Regions from separate parts of the Homo sapiens genome. Here regions 1 and 3 are each linked to region 2. The links are chromatin contacts, found by Hi-C or POLR2A ChIA-PET in ENCODE. All regions are on one chromosome and are shown on one strand. Each heading gives the region's core, a stretch centred on a gene start or an enhancer-like site at or near the end of the contact. The rest is flanking DNA. Distances are from core to core; before and after follow the strand shown. Region 1 overlaps YWHAQ (tyrosine 3-monooxygenase/tryptophan 5-monooxygenase activation protein theta). Region 2 overlaps LOC100996549 (a long non-coding RNA gene). Region 3 overlaps ADAM17 (ADAM metallopeptidase domain 17).

Region 1 (3,657 bases), core at 898-3,397, 150 kb before region 2:
GCTGTGGCCTCCCAAAATGCTGCGATTACAGGCTTGAGCCACCGCGCCCAGCCTCTTGTACATTCTTTTAAGGATTCAAAACATTTAAAATCTATGTATGTTCCCCTCTCCCTCATGTTAGCACACTACACATTATTCTACACCTTAGCTTTTCCATTTAGTAAGCGCTCTGAGATAATTCCATGTCCATATATTTAATAGCTGCCTCATTCTATATATAACACTATATGTACAGTATTCTACTGTATGGGCACCCTAATTATTTATTTAGCTTCCTCTGAGGAACACTTAAGCTGCTTCCAATCTTGGTATTTCCAACTATGCACCAAATGTACACTTGATCCACAAGATAAATTGTTAAACTGTCCTTCCTGGAGTTAATTTCAATTTATACTCCCACTAGCAATGCATAAATGTTCCCATTTCTCAACATCTTTCTGAACCCAGTGTGTAACAAACTTTAAACACCTTTTCCGGCCAGGCTTGGTGGCTCATGCCTGTAATCCCAGCACTTTGGGAGGCCAAGGCAGGCAGACTGCCTGAGCTCAGGAGTTTGTGACCAGCCTGGGAAACACGGTGAAACCCCGTCTCTACTAAAATAAAAATAAAAATAAAAATAAAAATAAAAAACCTTTTCCAATCTAATGGGTGAAAAATACCTTACTACAGTTTTATTAGCATTTTTCCTTATCATAAATGCAGGTGAACATCTGTCTGTGTGTGTGTGTGTATATTTTTTGAGACGGAGTCTCGCTCTGTTGCCCAGCCTGGAGTGCAGTGGTGTGATATCGGCTCACTGCAACCTCCGCCACTCAGGTTCACGCCATTATCCTGCCTCAGCCTCCTGAGTAGCTGGGATTACAGGCACATGCCGCCACACTGGGCTAATTTCTGTATTTTTACTAGAGAAGGGGTTTCACCATGTTGGTGAGTGTATATCCTTTGCCCTTTTCCTAATGAGTTTTTCCTTACTGCTTTGTAGGAACTCTATATACTAATTAGTTCATTTTTTAGCTGTCTCTCAGATGAAACTATATGTAAACAGCCTGTCTGGCAACACAACTGCATTTAATATTTTTCTTTTTTTTTTTTTTGAGACAGAGTCTCACTCTGTCGCCCAGGCTGCAGTGCAGTAGCATAATCTTGGCTCACTGCAACCTCCACCTCCCGGGTTCAAGCGATTCTCCCGCCTCAGCCTCCCAAGTAGCTGGGATTACACGTGCGCGACACCATACCCGGCTAATTTTTGTATTTTAGTAGAGATGGGGTTTCACCATGTTGGTCATGCTGGTCTCGAACTCCTGACCTGTGATCCGCCCATCTTGGCCTTCCAAAGTGCTGGGATTACAGGCGTGAGCCACACGCCTGGCCTAATATTTTTCTATTACTTTTTTTTTTCTTTTTTTTTTTGAGACAGGGTTTTGCTCTGTTGCCCAGGCTGGAGTGCAGTGGTGTGATCTCGGCTCACTGCAACGTCCACCTCCCAGGTTCAAGTGATTCTCCTGCCTCAGCCGCTCGAGTAGCTGGGACTAACAGGCACATACCACCATGCCCAGCTAATTTTTTTTTTTTTTGTATTTTTAGTAGACTGAATTTCACCATGCTGGCTAGGCTAATCTCGAACTCCTGACCTCGTGATCCACCCCCCTCGGCTTCCCAAAGTGCTAGGATTACAGGCGTGAGCCATCGTACCTGGCATTTTTCTATTACATTAAATCAGATAAAACAGTACCAACACTTCTGACCGACATGAGAAACGCAAGTGAATATGACTGTGATTTCAGCACAAATAAAATAGACAAAGAGGAGACTTTTAGTTGAAATGCAAGTCTGAATTTGTGTTTATTGTCTACCTGACCATATGAAATGGTAACACATTTTAAAGGTTACTAAATTCTTCCTCTTTTTTTTTTTTTTTTTTGAGACAGAGTCTCAGTCTGTCACCCAGGCTGGAGTGCAGTGGCATAATCTCGGCTCACTGCAACCTCTGCCTCCTGGGTTCAAGCAATTCTCCTGCCTCAGCCTCCCAAGTAGCTGGGACTACAGGTACCAGCTACCACGCCTGGCTATTTCTTGTATTTTTAGTAGAGACGGGGTTTTCGCCATGTCAGCCAGGCTGGTCTCGAACTCCTGACGTAATCCGCCCACCTCAGCCTCCCAAAGTGCTGGTATTACAGGCGTGAGCCACCGAGCCTGGCCAAATGTTACTAATTTTAGAGCAATAAAGAGCAGTATATCAGATTAAAACACACTGCATTCACTTTCAGTATGGAGTACTTAAGAAATGTGTGACTCACAACCTTAAAATAGATTCACAGAAACATGACTTTCTGGTTCCGGCAACACAGTGAGACTGAGCTTACGGAGAATACCTCCCTCTTCTACTAAAAATAATCTAAATGCTAAGTAGAAATACTTTAAATAAAAATAGAAAAAACATACAGTAGAGCTTCAAAGAAAAGAGGGGAAATACATCGAGGCGCTAGATAGGAGGAAAGAAAGCTACAGCAATAAGTGAAAGTTTACAACACAACAACAGTGTGGAGGAGGGTGAGGACCCTAGAAAAACTTTGTCATCGCTGAGAAGTAGCCAGAAATCTACTTCCTGGGTTTTTGGGGGTGCAGTCTCCCATAAAAAGCAGAAACTCGAACCTATGTTCTTCTGTGCAGGTGCTAGTCAAACGTTTATTTCATGCATGATGTATGAAAACACAAGCTGAAAATGTTAAAAATGGGCTGGAGCACAGTGTGCCCAGCACAAATAATCAAAACTACTGTGTAAACAGAGAGATTCTCACAATCTAAGGTACACACAAGTGCCATAAAAAAAAGCAACATCCACGCTATTAAAAATAACAGGCTGGGTGCGATGGCTCACGCCTGTAATCCCAACATTTTGGGAGGCCGAGGTGGGTGGATCACTTGAGGTCAGGAGTTCGAAACCAGCCTGGCCAACATGGCGAAACCCCGTCCCTACAAAAATTAGCCAGGCGTGTTGGCGGGTGCCTGTAATCCCAGCTACTCAGGAGGCTGAGGCAGGAAGATCACTTGAACCCAGGAGGTACAGGTTTGCAGTGAGCTGAGATTGTACCACTGCACTCCAGCCTGAGCAACAGAGCAAGACTCCAAATCAAACAAACAAACAAACAAACAAACAAAAATAACAAAAATACTCAAGGGACGGATTCTCTATCATGAGGCGTCAGCAGACACAAACAGGATAGTCAGTTCCCAAGAGCTTTAAAACTGTGTATAATAAAACATAAATATGCTGAAAATAATTAAATAATCTTTTAAAGATGTTGAGGCTGGATACATAGGGTTACTACAGGATTTTCTTCACCTCTACCTAAGTTTGAAATTTTTCCTGACTAAAACAATCAAAAAGATTTTAAAAGAAAAACAGAAGCCAGGAGAAATGAACCATATATACAGTGAATTTTAAAAGGCAGCTTGGAGGTGGGAGAAGCGGAAGGGCTTTTAGAATAAAAAAAAATGAAAACAACTTTAAAATTGGAGATGGACAAAGAAAATTAATACAACAAAAGGCATATTTGAATAAATTACTCAGAATACAGAATAAAGAATAAGACAAAAAAAGTGGAAAAATTATAAGATGCGAATAGAAAGAGAAGGTCTAAGGTAATAGCCAACAGC
Region 2 (3,486 bases), core at 558-3,057:
CACCCAGAGCTGGGGAGGCCTGGAATAGAGTCTCCGTCACAGCCCCAGCAGGAACCATCCCTGCTCACACCTTGATCAGAGACTTTTGGCTTGCAGAACTGCAAGGCAGTGAATTTCTATTGTTTCAAGCCACCTAGTTTGTGGTACTTTGTTAGGGCAGCTCTGGCAAACTAACAGAATATGGGAGATTAAAATATCATCCCACTACAAGTTCATCCCAACAAGGGGTTCTGTCGGCGGCAGCACAAAGCTACCATGAAAACACCTAATTATGAGAAATGAGCTCCCAGACCCCCCTGCCCGTCACTCCCTGCTCTTATCAACTTCTGCCCCCTCCACTCACACGGACAACTGGTTTACCTGTCTGTGTCGCCCCCAAGCCAGCCACCCCCAGAACCATGCTCTGCCCATTGCTGGGCTCAGTAAAAACTCTCACTTGCGGCTAAATCACCCATCCAGAATCATACTCTGCTCCCTGAAATCCCAGACCCAGGCTGCACTGAGCCCTTCCACACGGGTACAAGAGCACATTTAGACCAAATTTCAGCAGGTCCAGGAAGGCCCTGGATGCCAAAGTTGGCACCTTCTGGTGCTTCCCGACATGCCACCCGTGGCTGACTTGCATTCTCTGCCTTGGCTGGTACCTGTCCAGCTGCACACCTGATACGCCCCAGCTCTAAATAAGGAGAGGAACTAAACCCAGCACTGCCCTGTGGCAAGCTGTGGAGAAGGAATGGGAGCGGGTGGAGGCGTACCTTCCTGCTCCATGGACGTGTGGTTAGGAAACACCATTCCCGGCCAGGAGCAGAAGCTGGGCTGGGGTGAGCCGAAGTCTCGGCCAAGACTCCTTGACCTTTAGGGAGTGCCTGAGACGCTACACAGCCAACAAGCTGCTGGGCCAGGGACAGTTGCAGAACCAGGATTGGCCTACTTTAGCCCCCTGCCCAGGGCTTGAATCCCCTCTGCAGTCTCCCTGCTTAGGGGACACCACTGTGTTTGAACACCTCAGCTGATGTGGGACTGCTGGCATCTTTCCTGCCTGGACCTGAGAATGGCTGGCCAAGGCTGAGGCTTGGAGTGGCTCATTCCCTTCCAAACTTGCCCATATCCGTGCAGTGGGCCACAGTTCCTGTCTGGGAGCCCCCCACTCCTGCAGGTCCTCCTCAGCAGCCTTCCCCATGGCTCTGTGTAAAATTTCACCCCCACCCCTTTTTCCTGCCATATTTCTCTTCTTGTCACTTTCCACCCTCTAAGTCCTGTTTGTGCATTTAACTGATAGCTTTTGGTCACCGTCTGTCTCCCCCCGTAGAGAGGCCACCCTGGGAGGGAGGGTTTATTTGGGGGCTCGGGGTTGCTACAGCAGGCACAAAGTCAGCAGCTGTGGCCTGACCGAATAGAAGAGAGGCTGGAGTGTTAAGCGGAGGCGTTTCTGCAGTGGGGCCACAACCACGCAGGGCTGGCTGGAGGGGGCTGGGCGGGGTTCCTACAGGGAGGTGATGGGTCCCGGTAGCTGTGCCGGGTCTCCTGCAGAAGAGGTTGCATTTCAGATCCGTGAGCTTCCCCTCATTCCAAACACTGGCTTCCTCCACTTCTTTTTCCTCCCCTGGGAATAATTGGAAAAATGATTCCTAAGCTGTCAGGAGAAAATAAAGAAACCATAGCGACCGATTCGCAGCCTCTCCTAAATCAGCCAAATGAGAAATAGATTTGGAACCACCTCTGGAGGGGGCGGCTAACATCTCCAGGAAGGCGACAACCATAGATTGTGTTTCAGCAGGCGGGGAGGGGCAAGGCTGGGGGTAAGCTGCCGAAAGCCCGCCTCAGCCACCCGCTGTGCTTCCAGTCCCTTCCCTGGCTCAGGGCTGGCTGGAAAGACAGAGACGTTTCATGCGGGGCTCCGCAGATGGCAGGCGTTCCACACCCATTCCCTCACTTCTCTGGAAATAGCCCCGGGAAGTAGGCAATGTTACTGACTCCGTGTCACAGACCAGGAAATGCAGACCTGCCTTGGCCGCAGAGCTGGTTCATGGGAGGGGGATGGAGCCAGTTCTCACGCTGACATTGGCCTGGTCCCCACAACTGTGCCTTTTCTGTTGTGTCCCCAGAATTTTAACATTCTCCAGCCAGACACAGGCCAAGACCGACAATGCTTCACTTGGTGAAGACCATTTTCTGTTCCTCCAGCAGCCTCCGTGACCTCGGGTGGGCCATTCGGTCAAGTAATCCTGAATTTACCTCCCAGTAACATTGTGTCTTTGAGCCGTCATCAGGCTTCTTTCAGGGTAGACCCACGGGACTGTGTAGAAAAGGGCTTGAAGGAGGAGATTTGTGCCGGAGCCCCTGGTGCTGTCAAAGTCAAATAAAATATACAGACAAATCTCTAAGTTTAAAATGTTTTATTTGGGGAGCAAGAATTTCAGTTTGGGGCATACACACAGACTGGGTGGTCTTCAGTATGTCCAAAGAGCAAAGAGAAGGTTGTAGGTTTCATAAAAATGAGAAATGTTATGGATTGTTAGGAAAGCAAGTTCATTAGCACTAGCAACGTTTTGGGGATCCGGCAAGCTCTGATTGGTGAGTGGGTGAAACTAGTCTTAGATTTCCGCAGGTTGTTTCTGTAGCTATTAGATCAAACCGGTTTCAGGTTGCAACACTTGTTCCAGCAGCCAGGGTTGGAGACAGTTATACTCTTGGAGCAATGTTACGTGGTCCAAGTGCTTTTTCCTGTGGTCTCATAACTCTGCTTGGCTATGACAACAGTGACCTTTGTATGATCAACTTTCACAGTGGCCACAGGAGAAGCCAGATTTGAGCCCATGCCCATGCCTTCTGGCTGGCTTTCTCTCCCTTGCTCCTGGCAGGGCAATGCAGGGTGAGTGACAGAAGTGGACTCAGCTACAGGCAACATTGAGTGATCTAGGTTCCAAGTATGGCACTTTATCCGTTGTCTTATCAACATAAAGATACAGCGCTTTGAAATTTTGTCAAATTCAGGTTTGAGCAGCCTGATGCAGAAATTCCTGGGTCAGGGACTCCAGGGCGGGGATTTGGAGGGGTGAGCTGGCTGCAAAGTCTCTGGTCAATGTGGGTTCTGGAAAAGAAAGAAAGAAGGAAGGGAGTCTCCTCACTTCACCTCTCTGGTCTCTCCAACAGTGTCCACCGTTCTGAGCCCTCAGCTGCCTGTAGCTCTTTACAGAACAGACCCCACCCTGCTTTGTATCCAACTTTGTATCCAGCATCTCAGATGTTGCCACAAGGGGCAAAACCAGGGGTTGGGTGACTCCCTAGCCAGAACTCCAAGGCTACACATAGCTATTTAGACAAAAGAAGTGTGCTTATTTATTTGCTTTAGGATGCAATTTCATGAGTGACATTTAGCATTTGTTGAGCCCCTATGTTTACAAAGTGCTTCCACCCACATGGTCTCATTGGACCACCTGTGAGGGAGCACAATGTGACCTCCACCTTAAGGACTGAGTGTGGGAG
Region 3 (3,388 bases), core at 189-2,688, 220 kb before region 2:
AGAGAGGGGAAGGGAAGGGGAAGGGAGGGGAAGGGAGGGGAGGGGAAGGGAGGGGAGGAGAGGGGAGGGGGTATACACTTCAGTTCTTTAGTGGGCTTACTATTCTTTTTGTTGAGTTTCAGTCCAGTTCTTTAATTGGCTTACTATTCTTTTTGTTTTCTATGACTTTCCATCCTTACATGAAAACTAGGAGTGGTGAGCAAGACTTTCTCAAGTATTATTTATAGTCTTTCAATGTGTCCATGAACACCAAAGACAAAGAAAGGTATATTATTCATCTCACCCACAGAAACAAATTTTGTCAGCTGTTGTACTGAAAATATATTACTTCCCCATGGGATTGCAAAAGTCTTTAAACTACCGGAAAGAAATCTAGACTGGGACTATCTCCATGGCAACAAATATTTTTAACTTTTTGAGCATAACAAGGTAATTTTAGTTTGCTTGTGGTTTTTTAATGGTCAAAGGGAAAAGACAATAGAACATTATTTCGTAAATCCTTGGAACATTTTCTTCTGCTATCCTAAAACATATCTTCCCACACATTCTCAGTTATGATTTTTCCCTCCAGTTATGCTGAGAACTTTCAAAAGCATACTTATTATAAATGTCTTATTATTTTGTTTTAAAGCTAAGAGTTGCAACATTACTTAATGTTCTTTTCAGAAAGAAATCAGTGGAATTGCATTTTTCATTTGCTACATTAAGAATCTTTTCTAAAGATAAAGACCAAGCGATTATAAAATTCATGTTTTTTGATTTTCCAATATTAGCTTTTGAGTTATAAAACGTCCAACAGAATGTCAAAATTTCTTTTACTTTATCCTCCCAAAATTATGTGAAGTCATTTTCTTACAGATTTCTTTAACGTTTTATCTTTCTGACTTTTGACTTAAGAATTTACAGTAACTAAAGACCAGCTAACCAGTTTGAATTAACATTATTACCCTAACCATTTTTAATGGTCCATTTAGTCAGGTATATCACTTTCATTTCTTTATCAGTTCTAGACCTTCTCAAGTAATCTGATATATTTCACTTTTAGGAGAAACATTTAACTTTTTCCAAAAAAATTCAGGCAACATCAAAAAAGTATCAAAACAGTATATACTCCGCAGCTTTTTCGTTATTTAAAAATAAGATAATTTCTTGATTTTTTTTTTTTTTTGAGACGGAGTCTCACTCTGTCGCCCAGGCTGGAGTGCAGTGGCGCAATCTCGGCTAACTGCAAGCTCCACCTCCTGGGTTCACGCCATTCCCCTGCCTCAGCCTCCCAAATAGCTGGGACTACAGGCGCCTGCTACCACGCCTGGCTAATTTTTTGTATTTTTAGTAGAGACGGGGTTTCACCGTGTTAGCCAGGATGGTCTCGATCTCCTGACCTCATGACCTCATGATCCATCCAGCTCGGCCTCCCAAAGTGCTGGGATTACATGTGTGAGTCACCACGCCTAGCTGATAATTTCTTGATTTATAACAAAAAGGAAATGAAACTTGTAAGGCAAATTTTAAACAAGTTTCTTTTTTTCTTAAGTTACTTCAACTCTTCATACAACCTCTCAGTGTTTCTATGCTTTTTCAACCTCTAATAGTTACATCCAAATTTAATGCAATGATCTTGGTTTAAATTACTTTGCCTTCCACTGCTATCGAAAAACGGAATCTTCTCATTTACCATCAAGTAATGAGGGGTTTCATAGAGTTAATTCAGCCCTGATACAAACTGATTACTTCAGCTATCTTTGTTTTTGTTCTTGTTTTAAACTTTAATGACGCAATATGATAGAAAAGAAAGGGTATGGGCTTTGGAGTCTGACAAACTTGGCTTAAGTCCTACTTTCATTTACTCACTGTCCGACCTTGGCCTCAATCTTTGAATCCTAAGTATTTATCTACAAATGGAAATAATATCACCTAATAACTGAACGGTTTTGGGGATTAAAGGAAATAACCTATTTTAAAACACCTGGTATAAAATTCCATAGACTGTTAGATAAATTTCCCATTAAATATTTAGTATGGAAACTTTGTAAAATAAATTACATACTTCCCTGCTTTCTTACACAGAGAAAAGATAACAAGTGGCTACGATTTAATATTTTCTTAGGGAATCAATGTCATCTACGAAACTTGAAAGAGAAATATGTAAGGCTATGGAAGTTTTTGCCTCTAGAATACGGATTCTACAGGCCACTTCAAATCCAAAGAAACCCAAAAAGCTAAACTTTGAGTTCTTTTCATTTTATAGTTTCCTCACTCTTCCTTCGCTCCTACTTATTTCTTGCTACTATATCCACTTCTTCACCAAACTCTCCACCAGTATAGCAGAAATAACACAAGTTTTGGAGTCCAACCTTTGTTCAAATCTTGTATCTGTCATTTACTAGCTGAGTAATCTTGGGCAAGTTACTAAGCTGTCTAAGCCTTAATTTTTTTTTTTTTGTTCCTTCAAAAAAGGAATCACTTTTAGAGATAACTTATGTAAAATGCCAGTAAATTACAGAAAATAAGTACCTGATTAACTGTAGCTATTAATATTACCAATCTGCTCAAATTTGGTGTAAGTTGAAAGCTAATAACCAATACTATAATATTCTGACATAAAATCGAATAAAAAGAAGTCATTAAAAAATAACCTAAGGATAATTGCAATAGCTAGGAAAAATTAATTTGCATTAAAAATTTGCCTAAAATAACCACATGACAATGAACCAATCTCCTTAATATACTAAGCACTGCTACAATTCAGTAGTTAGAAAGACAAATTCAATAGAAAAATAGTCAAAAGAGATAAAAAGGCAGTTTACAGAAATATAAAACAAATTACTTACAAATATATAAAAAGATGCTCAATGTCACACAAAATGAAAATCAAAACAACTATAAAATGCCATGCCCTTTAGAGGGGTGACAGTTAAAGGCTGATAAACCTACTATTGGCAAAGATAACAGGAAACAGGTAAACTCATATATTGCTGCTGGAAGAATAAATTTGTCAAATCTCTTTGGGAGGAAAGAGCAATATCAATAAACATAGTATACATATCCTTGACCCAGTAATTCTCCTTCCAGGAATATATCCTATAAAAACACCTCATCAAGGTACACATTTACAAAGATACTCACTAGAGCACTGTTTGTTGTATTAAAAAAATCACTTTGGTTAAACAATATCCATCTGTAGTGTATTAGTCAGTATGTTGTTACAATTCTATGCAATAGGAATATTTATGCAGCTGTTTAAAATGAGGTAAATATGCTATCTATATCACCTATACACACACAGAGACCTATAGGCAAAAAACATGCATTAAAATATTTTGGGTCGGGCACGGTGGCTCACACCTGTAATCCCATCACATTGGGAGCCTGAGGCAGGTGGATCACC

What was found. Hi-C counts contacts between places; a loop is a spot of excess contacts on that map. ChIA-PET counts read pairs that join two places held with the same protein, here RNA polymerase II (POLR2A). Pooled maps may share reads with other maps.
Region 1: a loop to region 2 is called in a pooled map, with 2.4 times the contacts of the local background. The contact joins two enhancer-like sites. A Hi-C loop is called at or near these places in 1 of 37 single-sample maps with no recorded cell type and 13 of 50 pooled maps. POLR2A ChIA-PET finds 5 or more read pairs at or near these places in 9 of 52 experiments (H1, MCF 10A, OCI-LY7 and 5 more).
Region 3: a loop to region 2 is called in a map of upper lobe of right lung, with 2.9 times the contacts of the local background. The contact joins two enhancer-like sites. A Hi-C loop is called at or near these places in 1 of 168 maps with a recorded cell type or tissue (upper lobe of right lung) and 1 of 37 single-sample maps with no recorded cell type. POLR2A ChIA-PET finds 5 or more read pairs at or near these places in 1 of 52 experiments (GM12878).

What each region holds. Positions count from the first base shown.
Region 1 is chr2:9,605,809-9,609,465 of GRCh38, forward strand. All of the region lies in intron 2 of YWHAQ (tyrosine 3-monooxygenase/tryptophan 5-monooxygenase activation protein theta), which reads right to left. Among named protein-coding and RNA genes, the nearest start is that of YWHAQ, 23 kb to the right of the region's middle. RefSeq lists enhancers at 2,008-2,087, 2,138-2,237, 2,358-2,407. Within about 2 kb of position 2,148, at least 30 of the 41 ENCODE cell types and tissues checked have a DNase peak (open chromatin) inside an H3K27ac peak, as active enhancers do.
Region 2 is chr2:9,756,209-9,759,694 of GRCh38, forward strand. It overlaps LOC100996549 (a long non-coding RNA gene), which reads right to left. Exons shown (of 3, transcript XR_241267.4): 3 at 2,382-3,091. Among named protein-coding and RNA genes, the nearest start is that of TAF1B, 86 kb to the right of the region's middle. RefSeq lists enhancers at 507-1,029, 1,030-1,552. Within about 2 kb of position 1,808, at least 10 of the 41 ENCODE cell types and tissues checked have a DNase peak (open chromatin) inside an H3K27ac peak, as active enhancers do.
Region 3 is chr2:9,537,958-9,541,345 of GRCh38, forward strand. The region is part of intron 2 of ADAM17 (ADAM metallopeptidase domain 17); the gene reads right to left. Among named protein-coding and RNA genes, the nearest start is that of ADAM17, 16 kb to the right of the region's middle. Within about 2 kb of position 1,439, at least 14 of the 41 ENCODE cell types and tissues checked have a DNase peak (open chromatin) inside an H3K27ac peak, as active enhancers do.